2 separate regions of the Homo sapiens genome follow, and region 2 is linked to region 1. The links are chromatin loops, found by intact Hi-C in ENCODE. Cell type or tissue: Caco-2. All regions are shown on one strand. Each heading gives the region's core, and the rest is flanking DNA. Links, peaks and the distances in the headings are about the cores only. Region 1 holds the start of FREM2 (FRAS1 related extracellular matrix 2). Region 2 overlaps FREM2 (FRAS1 related extracellular matrix 2).

Region 1 (8,340 bases), core at 151-8,150:
GTTTGTATTAAAGTGCATAGATGACAAAGATTCCACGGAAAAGGAAGGATTTGACATCATCCTTGCAGGTCAAACTGTCCATAATGTAGGATATAGACACCAGTCCTTGGAATCAGGAATCTCTCATTCTTTTCAGCTTGATTCCCAGGTCTTAACCTCCTTGTCTCTGTTTCCTCTAATATGAAATGAGGAAGCATTACATGGTCTGTAAGGCTGACTGATTCCCAAGGACAGACAGGGATAATGTTACAGAAGAAAAAAAAGAGCAGAGTGAACCAACAATTAAGGGTAAAAACATGTGAGATGAGGAAAGGTCTAGAAGCAAGACAGTTGGTGTGTTCACAAAAAAATCTGTAGTTTAGTATGGAAAGTAAAGATGAAGAGAATGAGTTTCATTCAATAAGCAATGAGAGGTTATAATTCAAAGAAACTTGGATGTAAAATAATGGTGAACTGAGCTAGGATAATGACAGACAGTAGTGGAAAGAGAAGACAGTTGTAAGATACACTGTGGAAACAGATTTTCCCCAACTTGATGGACTGGAGAGAGAGATAGGAGTTGTGGTCAAGGTAACTTGTGACGTTACCTTATAGAAGGTTCATGAGTCAGTTTGATGAAAAAGTTGAAGAAGCAGATGTACATGATTCACAGGATTCTGAAAGACACAGATGTGTGCAAAGATTGCGGGGCTATCTTAGTTAAGGGAGAATGCTATTCTACAGATGAGAAAAATTAAGCATAATTGTAATCAAAGATGGAGCAACTAGAAAGACTGGAAATACAGATAAATGAAAACTAATAACCAATAGATATAATTGATAGGTATATTATCATTTATGATAATGAAACATTCTAATCTTTCATTTAAATTATAAGAAATAAATCTAAAAAATACACAGAGAGAGAGAGAGAAAAGAGAGAAAGGTGTTTGAAAAAAATGATCCTTTCTCTTCATTTCCACTTTGCATATATACCTATACATAAACACATATTTCATTTTATATTTGTATATAAATGACCTCCTCCTCAATTACACATTTTTAGAGATGTGTAATTGAGCAAATGGAAAGGCCAGTTTCAAAACAGGTTTTCTGGCTTCTAGTCCAGTGCTCTTTCTTCTTCCCCACATAGACTCCCATCTGAACATAGCTTTGTCTGGAAAGTCTGGGCGCTTGTGAAGCCATATGTTACTCAATAATAAATCCATCTTGAAAATTCGCCTATCCTTATGATGAGTTTAATTAAGTTTTGCATTTCTAGACTTTTATTTCAATTTTATTTTTTATTTAAAAATAGTTACTTAGAGATGTTGTATTTAAGCTGTCCACGTCAATTAATACAAATGTTGTTCTGTATATTTTACAGCAAGCAAATGGAAAGGCCAGTTTCAAAACAGGTTTTCTGGCTTCTAGTCCAGTGCTCTTTCTTCTTCCCCACATAGACTCCCATCTGAACATAGCTTTGTCTGGAAAGTCTGGGCGCTTGTGAAGCCATATGTTACTCAATAATAAATCCATCTTGAAAATTCGCCTATCCTTATGATGAGTTTAATTAAGTTTTGCATTTCTAGACTTTTATTTCAATTTTATTTTTTATTTAAAAATAGTTACTTAGAGATGTTGTATTTAAGCTGTCCACGTCAATTAATACAAATGTTGTTCTGTATATTTTAGGCAGAAACAATTGAGCCGTTCGCAAGGGGCATGAATTTGAGTTCTACATTTTCTGACCTAGTAGCAGTGATACATTTTTGATTAGTAGTGTTTCTGGCAAGAATGAGACCTATAGCCAATGGCCAAGGGACATGAGGAAGCAAAATAGCAGGTCGTCCATAAATTTGGTCTTATGCCACAAGCTTATTAAAACCAAAAGGGAATTTGTCCACAAAGACTGACTCTCTTGTTTTACAGTTGAGAAGACTATAGTTGCAAAACATAAAGAGGATTGCTGTAAGTCATAATTTAGTGGATGTCAAAACCGCTACTGGAACCCACCTCTTGGTTAATGAGTCCGTAGCTGTTTGTCCTCACCCCTCAGTGCTGCTCTGAAATCGATGAAGTTTTGTGTTTATGGTCAAACCATGGTTTTGATGCCACTGAAGAATAAGCATTTGTTGAGAATGAATAAAGATGTTTCACAAGAAACTTCAATAATTCATCTGTAAGTATTTTAAAAGTGTCTATAAGGCAATCTTCTCTATTGGAATCTTATGACCCGGTGGAGAAGCATAAGGAAAATGAAATAAACTATATAATGAAAACTATAATTCTCAAAATTTAACTAGATGTATTTTTAGTTCCAGTCTGACCTCCAGTCCTAGACCTACTAGGTATTAGGTATTTCCTACTAATAGGTAGTAGTTAGGTAATAGTTAGGTAGACCTACTAGGTACTAGGTATTAGGTATTAGGTATTTCCACCTAAATACCTTGCCTGAATCATAAATTAATTACATTGCTTCCTTTATTTTAGAAAACAAGTTCTCTAGTGCTTAATCTTAGTCTGTGAGTTTTAGCAATCAATAATTTTAACTCTAAGTTGATATGAGACAACACTTTGGTATGACTTTAAAGTAGCAAACAAATTTAAGAATGTATTTTAAGGAATATTTTGCCCATGGTATGTATAGGAAGCGTTATAAGGCTTAAGGAAGTAAGAAGTGAAGTGTTAAGCTCGAATTTTGTAAAAAAAAAAAAAAAAAAAAAATCACATTTGCTAACTTATTCTTCATGAAATTGAGTGATATTGAGAACGCTGACTGTAAAATAATAATTTTCTTGCTATTTTAGCATTCATATCTTTTAACACTGAACTAGGAGCCTAAACAGAGATGATCTTCATCAATAATATTTGCTCTCAAATAAAAATTTGACATCTCATTGTTTTGTCAATGATCATCAATGTAAAATATATTTAGCCAAATGATAGTTTGAGTTACCTTCTATTTGATTTACAAGACAAATAACTAAGACATTTACCAAAAAATAATAATAATCTCTAAAAATCATTCTATCACTTCGATCAAGGCAGACAAAATTAAAAAGTCAAAAAGATTATAGTTTATTGATTTCCTTAGGCTATGTAAAAATAAATGTGGTCCTGTATTTTTCTTACCATGAAACAAAATATTGAACTCTGCCCTTGAGGCATACTACCATACTTCAAATGCTGATCTTATCATTGCTTGCAAGTCAAACAGAGTTGGACTTTAAAAGGAGGAAAGGAAAACCCTGGAGCCACTAAGAAGCATCAAGGGTCAAGCTGTTAGTCTGGTTCTGCTCAGAATTTACCCAGGGTCACAATGCCTGGATAAGGCCACTTTGCTTCCAGATGACATTTTTCAATACAAACACACAACCAGAATTTGAAATTTACTATAAAAAGAGCCATATTCTGAAATTGGTTTTCTAGTTTACTTGGCATCTTATTTGTTTTAATTTGGAACAGGAAATAGCAGAATTTCCCCCCATGTTCCGCATTTTGAATTCTGTATGCGATAATAAATAATCATATAAATTATAAAATAATAATGACAAAGCAAATAGGAAATTGGTAAAGAGTTAGATGGGGGATTTTCTAATGTATTTAAAGTAAGGGCCACATCCCTTCTATGCTCCTGGATGCCCATTTTGTAATAAATTGTGAAATGTATCCATCAGTTTCTAAGTTGTAGTTAAAAGCTCCTCAAACAATGCACAGCACACAGAATAATCTTAATTAATATTTAATTAACTAAATGTTACTTGTTTGCGTGCTTGCACACTTGCTTGGATGAGTGACTCCTTTAAATTGATCTCTTGCTTCTTTTTGAAAGATTTTAGAACTTCCTGTCTATGATTCCTGGAAACGGACACCACTCAGTAGGTTTCATGGAAAGGAATCTGGCATCTCCCAGCCATACTTATGTACAGAGTTTGTGCTGCAGCCTGGAAAATAGCTGTAACTGTGTCAAGCAAGGATCAAAATCCTGGTCTGGAGGAGCTCAAGCTGAAAACACAAAGGCTTAAAAGGATAGGCACTTCTTACTGAAATTACTCCCATAGGCACCTTCTAGCTTCAATTTAGACTGAAATGTAAAAAGACATTAACAATTTCTTATATTTCCCTCTTTTCCAAATTCAAAATCCCTTGGAGCAGGAAAAGGGCAATTATGGCTAATTATGACTATTACTCCAATTCTATGCTCCTGTTAGCAATCAGATTTGCATTACTGGAGAAAAAAAATATTATCCTAAATAAAACATTCTGACTATGATTGCTTAGGAGCCAATCCGAAAATGATTAAGTTTAAATTACAAGGGATCTTTTTTGAGGGGGGGAGGAGAGTTGATAAAAAAACCTTTTAGAAAGGGAATCTACACACTACTAAAACCAAACAAACACAAGGGGGCAGGAAGAGCTCAAGCTCTGACTTCAAAACCTGTTGGCTGAAATGAGAGCTAAACTATTTTAGTGTGCCCTCCGGATATTTATCAATTTTCGTGGCATGCAAAGAAATGTGATGCTGACAAGTAGATTTAGTTTGTGCTTGGTCTAATTACTGCGAAGAGAACAGGAACGTCTCTAATGACAGCTACCCTAACAGAGTCGGATTTGGGAGCGCCTGGGGCCACATTCCCTAGAATTTATTCTTTGGTGCAAGACTAGCAATTCTGATCAGACTGCATTTCTCACGCATTCCAAATGCCCTTTTTCCCTTTTACTCTGTGAACCTCGGTTGCAAAGGAGGGGCTTGTTAAAAACTCACCAATCGGAGGACTGTGCCCATTGTAATTCACGAGGAGAAGGCAGCGTCTGGGCGCGCCGAAGGGGGCTGGGCTGGAGTGCAACCTGCTCTAGCTATGGCTTTTAATTCCAGCTGTCCTTTTGCAAATATGCCCCAGAATTTCTTCTCAAACGCTCTGGGTTTCGCTTCAAACTCAAAAAGCATTGCGTCTAACTTTCCCCTGGGTTTGCAAGTTTCCTTGGGAAATGGCCATGCCCTGCGCGGGATTTCATTGACTAGGGCGGAGGGGTGGGGGTGGCTAAAATGGGTAACCCTCGGTCGCCGGCAGATGAAGTGAACCCAGCACAGCAGTGTGTTCCGGCTCCTCTGCAGGAGTACCAGATCTATTAATAGCAGCCCAGAGAGTAGCGCAAGCAGGGGTGGGCAACTCCTGGCCACTTCTTCCCTCACTTCCAGGACAACCTGTTGCGCCTCTATCTCCTCCCCTCCCCGCAGTTTCCCCGCCTTGGCCTCTAAGAGCTGATTGGCAGAAATTACTACCCAACCCTCAGCTCCGCACCTCCTCCCCCGACCAACGATTGGCCACCTGGGAGGACTGGAGTAAGGGGTGCGAGCGGAGGGATTTCCCTCAAAGCCCAGGGTCCGGGGACCTGGAAAGTAGAAGTGGAGGGATTCAATTCTCCGCGCGATTGAGGCGCTAGCGGCGGAGCTGGACGGCCTGGGAAGGCTTCGGCTCCTCGGCTGCGGCTCCAGCCCGGACGGCGCCGCGCAACTTTGCCATCCTTCTGGCCCAGCCCCGGCTACAGGAGGACCCCGCGGGCAACGCGCGGAGTTCCTGGCACTTCCCGGCGGTGTCTCTTGTTGTCTGCCCGGGGACCGACTTCGCATGCTCTCAGGCTGACCTGTCCAAGCCCGAACACCGGGACCATGCACTCAGCCGGGACTCCCGGGTTATCCTCGCGCCGGACAGGCAACTCCACCAGCTTTCAACCAGGACCGCCACCGCCGCCCCGGCTGCTGCTGCTGCTGCTGCTTCTCCTGTCACTGGTAAGCCGCGTCCCGGCACAGCCCGCTGCCTTCGGCAGGGCGTTGCTGTCCCCTGGTCTCGCGGGGGCTGCAGGGGTCCCTGCTGAGGAGGCCATAGTGCTGGCGAACCGCGGACTCCGGGTGCCTTTCGGCCGTGAAGTCTGGCTGGATCCCCTGCATGACCTGGTGTTGCAGGTGCAGCCCGGGGACCGCTGCGCGGTTTCGGTACTAGACAACGACGCACTGGCCCAGCGACCGGGCCGCCTGAGTCCCAAGCGCTTCCCGTGCGACTTTGGCCCTGGCGAGGTGCGCTACTCTCACCTGGGCGCGCGCAGCCCGTCTCGGGACCGCGTCCGGCTGCAGCTGCGCTATGACGCGCCCGGAGGGGCAGTAGTGCTACCACTGGTACTGGAGGTGGAGGTGGTCTTCACCCAGCTGGAGGTTGTGACTCGGAACTTGCCTCTGGTCGTGGAAGAGCTGCTGGGGACCAGCAATGCCCTGGACGCGCGGAGCCTGGAGTTCGCCTTCCAGCCCGAGACAGAGGAGTGCCGCGTGGGCATCCTGTCCGGCTTGGGCGCGCTGCCTCGCTATGGAGAACTCCTCCACTACCCGCAGGTCCCTGGAGGAGCCAGAGAGGGAGGCGCCCCGGAGACTCTCCTGATGGACTGCAAAGCTTTCCAGGAACTAGGCGTGCGCTATCGCCACACAGCCGCCAGTCGCTCACCAAACAGGGACTGGATACCCATGGTGGTGGAGCTGCGTTCACGAGGGGCTCCTGTGGGCAGCCCTGCTTTGAAACGCGAGCACTTCCAGGTTCTGGTGAGGATCCGAGGAGGGGCCGAGAACACTGCACCCAAGCCCAGTTTCGTGGCCATGATGATGATGGAGGTGGACCAGTTTGTACTGACGGCCCTGACCCCAGACATGCTGGCAGCCGAGGATGCTGAGTCTCCCTCTGACCTGTTGATCTTCAACCTTACTTCTCCATTCCAGCCTGGCCAGGGCTACTTGGTGAGCACCGATGATCGCAGCCTGCCCCTTTCCTCCTTCACTCAGAGGGATCTGCGGCTCCTGAAGATTGCCTACCAGCCCCCTTCTGAAGACTCTGACCAGGAGCGCCTCTTTGAACTGGAATTGGAGGTAGTGGATCTAGAAGGAGCAGCTTCAGACCCTTTTGCCTTCATGGTAGTGGTGAAGCCCATGAACACAATGGCTCCGGTGGTCACCCGGAATACCGGTCTTATTCTCTATGAGGGTCAGTCTCGGCCCCTCACAGGCCCTGCAGGCAGTGGTCCGCAAAACTTGGTCATCAGCGATGAGGATGACCTAGAAGCAGTGCGGCTAGAGGTGGTGGCTGGGCTCCGGCATGGTCACCTTGTCATTCTGGGTGCTTCCAGTGGCAGCTCTGCTCCCAAGAGCTTTACAGTGGCTGAGCTGGCAGCCGGCCAGGTGGTCTACCAGCATGATGACAGAGACGGCTCGCTGAGCGACAACCTGGTGCTTCGCATGGTGGATGGAGGAGGCAGGCACCAGGTACAGTTTCTGTTCCCCATCACCTTAGTGCCTGTGGATGACCAGCCACCTGTTCTCAATGCCAACACGGGGCTGACACTGGCAGAGGGTGAAACAGTGCCCATCCTGCCCCTTTCCCTGAGTGCAACTGACATGGATTCAGATGATTCTCTGCTGCTTTTTGTGCTGGAGTCACCCTTCTTAACTACGGGGCATCTGCTTCTCCGCCAAACTCACCCTCCCCATGAGAAGCAGGAACTTCTCAGAGGCCTTTGGAGGAAGGAGGGGGCATTTTATGAGCGAACAGTGACAGAGTGGCAGCAGCAGGACATAACAGAGGGCAGGCTGTTCTATAGACACTCTGGGCCCCATAGTCCTGGGCCAGTCACAGACCAGTTCACATTTAGAGTCCAGGATAACCATGACCCTCCTAATCAGTCCGGGCTACAGCGGTTTGTGATTCGTATCCATCCTGTGGATCGCCTCCCTCCGGAGCTGGGCAGTGGCTGTCCCCTTCGTATGGTGGTACAGGAATCCCAGCTCACACCACTGAGGAAGAAGTGGCTGCGCTACACTGACCTGGACACAGATGACCGAGAACTACGTTACACAGTGACTCAGCCCCCCACAGACACAGACGAAAATCACCTGCCAGCCCCACTGGGTACCTTGGTCTTGACTGACAACCCCTCAGTCGTGGTGACCCATTTTACCCAAGCCCAGATCAACCATCATAAAATTGCTTACAGACCCCCGGGTCAAGAACTGGGCGTGGCTACTCGAGTGGCCCAGTTCCAGTTCCAGGTGGAAGACCGAGCTGGGAATGTGGCTCCAGGTACCTTTACCCTTTACTTGCATCCCGTGGACAACCAGCCACCTGAGATCCTCAACACCGGCTTCACTATTCAGGAGAAGGGTCACCACATCCTGAGTGAGACAGAGTTGCACGTGAATGATGTAGACACTGATGTTGCCCATATCTCTTTCACTCTCACTCAGGCACCCAAACATGGCCACATGAGAGTGTCTGGACAGATCCTGCATGTAGGGGGTCTCTTCCACTTGGAGGACATAAA
Region 2 (8,340 bases), core at 181-8,180, 51 kb after region 1:
TGATAGGGGTGGAAATGATACCAGAAGAGAATCTTTGACATGGATAATGTGAAGGAGGCTTTATCATGGAGGTTTGTTGTTTTTTAGTTACTTAAGGGATGGTAGCAGATGATAGTGAGAGGAAAACTGTAAACCATCTGCTAGAGACATCAAGTAAAGAGGAAGGATATTTTGCAGATCTATACTAAACTGTGGCATCTAGAGAGGTGAAGGTTTTTGAAGAGGTGGCAATGAAACTATCAGTTTCTAAGAGGCACTGAGGAGTAAGAAATAAAGAAATAGACAAGCCCCTACTCCTCATCTTGTGGGAAGTAGATAGTAGGAACAGAGGAGCCTCTGTTGACTTCGGAGCCAGTGGTTTTTTTTTTTTTCTAATGATGGTAAGATTCAATGAAGGCAAAGAAGTGAGGGATCATAGAAAAGCTCAAGTGCATAGAAGTAGAATTGAATAGCAATGAAAAGAGCACAGTGTTTCCTGAGATGATACCTCCCCTTACTATCCACCATAAACTGATATTTTCTATTGTATTCCTTTGGCTAAAATGTTGGTTGCAACTTACCCACCAGATCTCAGTAACCACTAATGGAATGTTTTAGGAAAAAACATACACTAGAGGATCTTGGTTTTTGCAATTAAAAAAAGGTTGTCAAGAAACTTTATATATATTTACAGCAAGCAGATCAAATTCCTTTCCTTTGTCTTACTGTTTATTTTATGTTATTTTATTTTATTTTGAGACAGGGTCTTGCTCTATTGCCCAGGCTGGTCTTGAGCCCCTGGCCTCAAACAATCCTCTTGCCTTGGCCTCCCAAAGTGCTAGGATTATAGTCATGAGCCTCCACATCCAACCTGTCTTACTGTTTTAAACAATTATTCAAAAACTATTGAGCTAAATACTGCTGATATTTATTTTATGGAAATATAAGCTGCCTGCATTTGACAAAATATCTTAGATAGAACTGTCTTTAATGCCCTATTAGTGATAAAAATAAATCTTCTGGCATAAGCCAGAAAAAAATAGTTCACTTAAACAAATATTTAGAAAGCCCAAATAAATAGGTGGTATAAGTTAATGAAAGGAAAGCAATTGTTTACATTATAAACTAGATCACCTTATGATTAACTGTATTCTTATTTAAGAAAAAAAGTCAAGTGGACAAACCTGGTAAAATGAACCAGTCTTAAAGAGGCTTTGATTTGCACACACACAAAAAAAAAAGAAAGAAAAGAAACAGGAAAAAACAAAAAAGCAAAGAAACATAACAAAATAACATGTGTTACCCTATCTCATTCCTCCCCCGCAAAAATCACATGTTTACTAAGATTTACATGTTCCACATACATTTTGAGCCTGGCTGGAGGCATAGGACAATATGAGAAAAGAAAAGACCCAGAGGAGTCTTTAAGAAGAAACGTATTTCTTTCTTTTTCAGCTATGAAATACTTTATATATAACTAGTTAAAAGACTTTTTCCTTAACCCTGCACCCTTTTGTGATAAATTATTACTTGTACATATTGTACAGCAGCAGTTCTCAGACTTTTGGACCTAGAACCTCTTTCTATTTTTAAAAAAATTGTTGAGGACCTCAAAGAGATTCCATTTGGGAAATATCTGCTGATATATACCATAATCTAAACTGAAGAAATTTAAAGCATTCATTCATTGATTCATTTGAATATAATAACAGCAATCCTATGACATATTAAATAACATTTTAATTAGCAGTAACTATATGTTCCTAAATGAAAATATTAGTGAGAAGAATTGCAGTGCTATACTTTTTTTTTTTTTTTTTTTTTTTTCTGAAACACAGTCTCACTCTGTTGCACAGGCTGGAGTGCAGTGGCACGATCTCAGCTCACTGCAACCTCTACCTCCCAGGTTTAACCGATTCTCCTGCCTCAACCTCCCATGTAGCTGGGACTACAGGCCTGCACCACCACGCCTGGCTAACTTTTTATATTTTTAGTCGAGATGGGGTTTCACCATATTGGCCAGGCTGGTCTCAAACTTCTGACCTTGTGATCCACCCGCCTTGGCCTCCCAAAGTGCTGGGATTACAGGCGTGAGCCACTGCGCCCAGCCAGTGCTATACATTTTTAGAAATCTCTTTAATGTTTGGCTTAATAGAGGACAGCTGGATTCTGATATCTGATTCTGCATTCGATCTGGGGTGATATGTCATTTTTGTTGATTTATATGAAGAAACCTCAGCCTCACGACACTGTCCCTTTTATGAAGAATTTTATCATCATGCTATATTTAATGATTAGAAATTGAATTTCACCCTTATATAGAAAATATTAAAATCATCCCGTTTATAGCAATCCTCATATTGCAAATTATAAATGTACCCTTTAGGTTAGAAATTATGTGATTGAGTTTAGATACATAGAAGCCTATGACAGAAACATGCACAGCCGGTAATGTCTATATTTGAAAGTGAAGTTCATTAAAGAAAGGAATTATCTGCTCTCTTTTATGGTTCTCTCTGATTATATCTGTGAAAAGGATAACTACTGCTTTGTCATTTCAGTTTCAATTTTTATTCTTAGTAAAAAAATCATTTATTGAAATAGTAATTACTTGAATTACTTTTTATCATCACAGCAGGAAATTATAGCAAGCGCTTAAAAAAAATGCATACTCAGGAACTACTTAAAAAAACGTAAATGGTTTTTGCTGAAAAGCTTAGCATACAATAATGAGGAGTCCAAAAATGTTTTTGTTACTCCTAAAACAGAGTGGCTTTTCAAGTAGGCCTAGCAGCTGAGGTTCTGTTGTCTGAAATCTGCTCCAGGCAGTGAGCATGGGAGGAGTCAGGAGTACCTGCAAGATTAGATAATAATAATGACTGTTTCCTCTGCCTCCCTATCTGAGGAGCCATCGCCACCAGTATTTCCAGGCAATTAATGTGGGAATAAGCAGGAGTTAGTTCAAATGACTCCTCACAGTCACAGAGGTGCTGTTCGTGTAAAATCTGACATCCCCATGTCTTTAGGAAAAGGAAGAGCCTTCAGTGGCAGAAGGAGGAGCATAATCTTCCAGGAGGGAGGCCTTGTGCAGAACTGAGATCCCTTAGGCTGTGCGAAAGGGCTTCAGTGTATCCTAACCGCCCCTAGACCTAGTAGCACAGTACTAGACTAGATTGCGCTGTTTATTCAGCCCAGCTTTTCTTTGCCTCAGAGGCTCACTTAATGATACAAGGTATCTCAAACCTTGAAAGATAATTTTTAACTAGAAAGTAACCTATTTGTAAGAATGATTTTTAGCAAGTGGTTCTAACTGGCATGTGTTTTCTGGCCTTAGGGAGCTACAAAATTGTTTCAAAAGGAAACAAATGGACCTAAAAACAAATGACTGGTAATTGTGGCTGAGAGGCTTACGTATGAAGGGAACTTGTTTAAAAGTGCCATGATTTTATTAACTGATAGATCATCAAAACCTCTCTGTAACCATGGAACAGGTATTGTTTTTAAAAAGCTAGAAAAAAAGTACTTATATTTCATTATAAGATTTTATGTTATTTTAACATGTGAAACCTTTTTGACGGTTTACAACAAAATGTTTCTATTTTTACACACAAATGTTTATTTAATATGGCATTTTCTTTCTATCCACTGTCAGGTATGCAGCAAGATCTTATATAGTAAGACTGTTTTGAACATGAGGATTATGGAAGAAGGAGACCCACAGTTCATGGTTAAACCTCATCTATTAGAAAAATAAAGAAAAAATTAATGGGTAGTCCTAGTTTAAATAAATACTGAAAATCATCATGTAAAGAAATTTATATTGATGCTAAAAAGTAAACATTTCCCTTTGGTGGAAATTTAAATTACCCAGCAGACAGTGTTAACTTTTAGTGAAAGATGCACAGATACATAACTCAAATGCAAACCGTTTGTTTTTTTTTTCTGCTTTCTTTTTTTTTCTTTCTGTTTTCTTCTTTAAAGCTCACTTTGAGTGGCCTTGCATTTGGCAGTCTCCCTGGCTCAAATGTTCCTACCCCCTTTCCCTACTTAAACGAATTTCTCCATGTTTGGAGACTTGGATTGAGCACATTCTCATCATGGGAACCATTACTGACTAATATGAAGCCACTTCGTGCTCCCCTACCCACCAGAATCCTGTGAGTGTATCATGTGTGGGGATTTCAGTAGTGTGTTCTGTCCTGTCTTCCCTTTGGGGACTATGTCACCTTCATTTTTGCATCTGCCACCCCTAATACAGACCCTTGAATGTGGCAAATTTTCAAGGTTTGTTGAATTGAATAAATCAATTAATGGATTTAGCTTTTGAACCATCAGGAACCGAAGAAGGTCTCTAAGCTTTTGTCATTTTAATGCTAGATGGATGGAGTGCACATGTTTTTATTATTTAGATTCTTTTAATTAAAAATAGCATCTGAGACATCCAAAGGAAAGAACAAAACAATGTTAGCATATTTCTCTCTAAAATCTATGGCAAAGCGAATGTTTGCTAGAGATTATCCACCATCCATAAAACTACTGGAAAACTTTGTTTTGATCTGTGAGGTACATACCAGTTCTAAAGTATTACTTGTCAGCTGAAACTAATAGTAAATTAAAACTAAGTGACTGTTAAGAATGTTACAAGAAAATAGGATACAGCAGTGAAGGAAACAGCCTAGATCAGTGCTCAGTATGTGATAGATGAGACCTTCATTAAATACTTATTAGAGTTGAATGGAACCCTGAGAGACTGCATCATGTATCTGGACTAATACACAGTCTGGTGTGATGTAAGTGAAGGGTTGGTGTGGAGACACCCAAGGGGAATGAGACTGGGAATGTAAGGAAATAAGTCATGAGGTTTTGGTGTGTTGTTCTAAGGTTTTAGACTTTATCCTCAAGTCAATATGGAGTTAGTTAAGGGTTTTCAAATGGAAATGGTATGATGTAAGCTGGCATTTTAGGAAGATCACTGGGGAGCTAATTGGAGATTGGATGGGGGTGAAGAGAAGAATATGAAATGGGAGGCAGATACACCAGGTAGAAAGCCATTGAAGAAAGATAAGGATGCTGTTGTGGCAAAGAAAAGAGGGTGTGAATTCCAGAGATGCTGAGGACTTTGTTGCTGATTAGGTATGGGAGTGACTGAATCACAGAAGCAGGTTTGACTCCTCATGTTCTGCTCTGGTAGCTGAAAGGAAGAAAACACTGTTTTCTACAATATGGAACACAAAAGGAGAAACAGCTTTGCAGGAAAAAATAATGAGGAGATCAGCTTTGGACATATGAAAATTTCAGGTGCTGGCGAGACATCTAGACAGACATGTGCAATGGAAACGGGATAATTGGGCTGGGAGCAGTGGCTCACACCTGTAATCTCAGTACTTTGGGAGGCCAAAGTGGGTGGATCACCTGAGGTCAGGAGTTCAAAAGCATCCTGGGCAACATGGTGAAACCCCACCTCTACTGAAAAATACAAAATTAGCCAGGCGTGGTGGCACATGCCTGTGGTCCCAGCTACTTGGGAGGCTGAGGCAGGAGAATCGCATGAACCTGGCAGGTGGAGGTTGCAGTGAGCTGAGATCATGCCACTGCACTCCAGCCTGGGCAACAGAGTGAGACTCCATCTCAAAAAAAAAAAAAAAAAAAAAAAAAAGAGAGATAGAAAAAAAAGGAAAGGGGATGATCTTGGTTTAGAGATGAGAAAAATGGTCTGGATGAGTCTACAGATTTTAGAGTGATCTATGAACCAGAGGGTGCAGGGGCATGAGATTGGATAAGTTCAGTCAGATGCAGAGTATGAGACCAGCCTATCTCTGAGCACAGAGCTCTGGAGGCCAACAATAACAAAGGGATTCCTTGAGAAAGAGAAGCCCATGAAGGAAATGGAAATGAGACATTCAGAAAGCCCAGAATAAAACCAAAAGTGTAGTGTCACACTGTTAAGATAATAGATTCTGGGGTGAAACAGATGAGATTTTTAACTTTGATTCTAGAAATACTAGCTGTATTGCACTCGGCAAGGTAACTAACTTTCCTAATGCCTAGTTTCCTGATTTCAAAATAGGCATGATAACAGTATCTATCTCAGAATATTCATGTGGGGAGTAAGTAGTATCATATATACAGAATGCTTGGCAATGTCCAGTCCACAGTAAGTACACAATAATTGCTGTTGGTGGAGGGAGTATCAGTAGAAACAGAAATGGTAGAGTAGTAGTAGCAATCATTGTCATAATCATCATCATCATCACTATTTTGTTAAGAAAGTTTTAAAATGATTGAATGTAATTTTAAAAACAGGAAAATATTGGAAAAAGATAAAGGAAGACAAGCGCCTGAAACTGCTCCATGGATTTAATAACTTACATTTGTTTGGTGGCCTTGATAAACACAATTTTAATGGGACAGGGAGACCTACTGGCATACCAATAAAGTGTAAAGGAACCAGGAGTGATTATGTAGAATCCTCTTTTGACTTTTATGGGAAGGAGAAAAATATAGCAACAGTTCAGCATAGCATTCTCAGCATGTTCCTGCCCCATTCCAACATGGCTCTTCATGAAACCAAATCATTACACCTATGGTTGGCTTCCTTTGTCCATACTGTTCTTCCTAGAAAGTATGAGCTCACCCTGATCATCCTTCTCTCTAAGACTCAACCAAACTCCCAAATTTTCCAGGAAGTCTCCTCTCAACTCTTCCTTTTTCACTGGCTCTTTCGTGGTCACTACATACACCTGCGGCACCCTCACATCACCCAGGACGGAGAGCCTTAAAACTAGTCATCTACTTCCCAGAGAGATTCTACACGGTGGTTCTAAGAGCAGGGATTCCTTTCCAGTATTGTTTGGTTATATAGTGCATGATTGGAATTTGTTTTACTGATAATGATAAAGTAGTTGGAACACATGGCATAATTTAAAGTTGCTTTTTTCATTAACTTAGCACATGTGATACTGATATCAAAACCTCACATTTACATACATAGCTAAGGCATGAGAGCCTTCAGAGAACAGCACTGCCTACTGATGCTAGCAAAATAATTATCCTTCAGTTTAGAGTGGCTTGCATTTAAGTTTCTTTACAATAAATACAACCATTTGAAATTGTATAACCATTCAAAGCCAAAAATTTCATATTTTACAAGAACTTTTCATGTGTTTTATAAGTTCTAAAGAAACTTTGAGTTATGAATCATCATAATCTATTTTAGGATATTCTCAATATGTTTTTATATTAAATAAACAAGTAATTGTAATGTAAGTGGTAGAATAAGTTTGCTCAAATACTTAGGCTGTGGAGAAAAAGTTATTTAATAAAACATTTCATTTTATACTGTATTTTCATGTTCGAGAGATATGTTACTTCAGTTTATAAACATTAAAGACTTGTAATGAGGGAAAAAATAAGAAAGTGATAGTAAACTGAGATTTTTGAACATGCACATCTTCAAACAGTTCTTTAGCAATGTGTACACTATTAGGAGGTCTAGCTTCTGAAATGAAGTTTAACGTACATCAATTGTTGAGATGATTAATTGGAGCTAGTAGATGAATTTAATGATCATGTTGCTCTCTCTCTTATATTCTCCATTGGAAGAACAAAAGAGACAAAGGAAATTATTTGCAATCATTATTCCTCATAAGAAAAGAAATAAATCATTCTGTATTCTGTTCTCTGATTTCATTATAGCACCTGTCATGACGAAAAATTTACTACAGTGCTATTGGCCCTGTGGGCATCAATTAATGTTGATCATAATTAAAATTTTAATTGCAAATAGAAACACAGTGTATGTTATCACTTTAAAAAGTAATTGTGTTCTTGTATATTAAGGTTGTAGGAAACTTTTATTCATAACATTGATTTGGAAGCTTGCCCTTTTATTAGTGGTTACTGTTAGAAGAAGATAAGAATCAGGACTTGCTCACTACTCTTGACTCCTTTTCTTCACATATAATGATGAGGAAGATAGTTTTTTCTTGAAAGCAAAGAATAAGTTTGACTATTCAACAATGCAACTCTCTGTGTTTGTGCAGATCACAGACCCACACACAAACGTCCATAGTAATATTAGAGTATGTGTTCTTTTGCTTTATACTCATTGATTTTAAATCCTTACCCTATAAGGTATTTATCACCATGTTACAATGTAGGAAACTAAGGCACAAAGAATAAATATCTCACATCAGACAGAGTAATTGGCAGAGTTGGAATTCAAACCCTGCAAAACACGTGTTTCTTCCACTAAAACACACTGCCTCTTAGGCCAATATGACCACAAGAGGCAAGTGTGGTTCATGCATGCCTGGTTCAGCACTAGAAGGGGTCAGTCAGGGAACCAGTGTTAGACATTCA

The links. Hi-C counts contacts between places; a loop is a spot of excess contacts. Peaks named below come from ENCODE experiments on the same cell type or tissue, not always from the same donor. Only the 100,000 strongest peaks of a DNase experiment are listed, where the experiment ranks them.
Region 2: it touches region 1 in a loop (6-fold over the local background); 2 of 110 quality-filtered maps call a loop at or near these places.

The regions. Positions count from the first base shown.
Region 1 is chr13:38,681,692-38,690,031 of GRCh38, forward strand. It overlaps FREM2 (FRAS1 related extracellular matrix 2), which reads left to right and starts at 5,386. Exons shown (of 24, transcript NM_207361.6): 1 at 5,386-8,340. The coding sequence starts at 5,654. LINC00437 (long intergenic non-protein coding RNA 437) reads right to left here and starts at 4,984. Exons shown (of 3, transcript NR_126377.1): 1 at 4,748-4,984; 2 at 1,996-2,096. In Caco-2, for the core only: a CTCF peak has its summit at 4,353 (motif pointing right); DNase peaks (open chromatin) are centred at 3,250, 4,750, 5,280 and 5,790; H3K4me3 peaks cover 2,913 bases.
Region 2 is chr13:38,732,957-38,741,296 of GRCh38, forward strand. All of the region lies in intron 2 of FREM2 (FRAS1 related extracellular matrix 2), which reads left to right. Among named protein-coding and RNA genes, the nearest start is that of FREM2, 50 kb to the left of the region's middle. In Caco-2, for the core only: no CTCF peak of the experiment used is centred there; no DNase peak of the experiment used is centred there.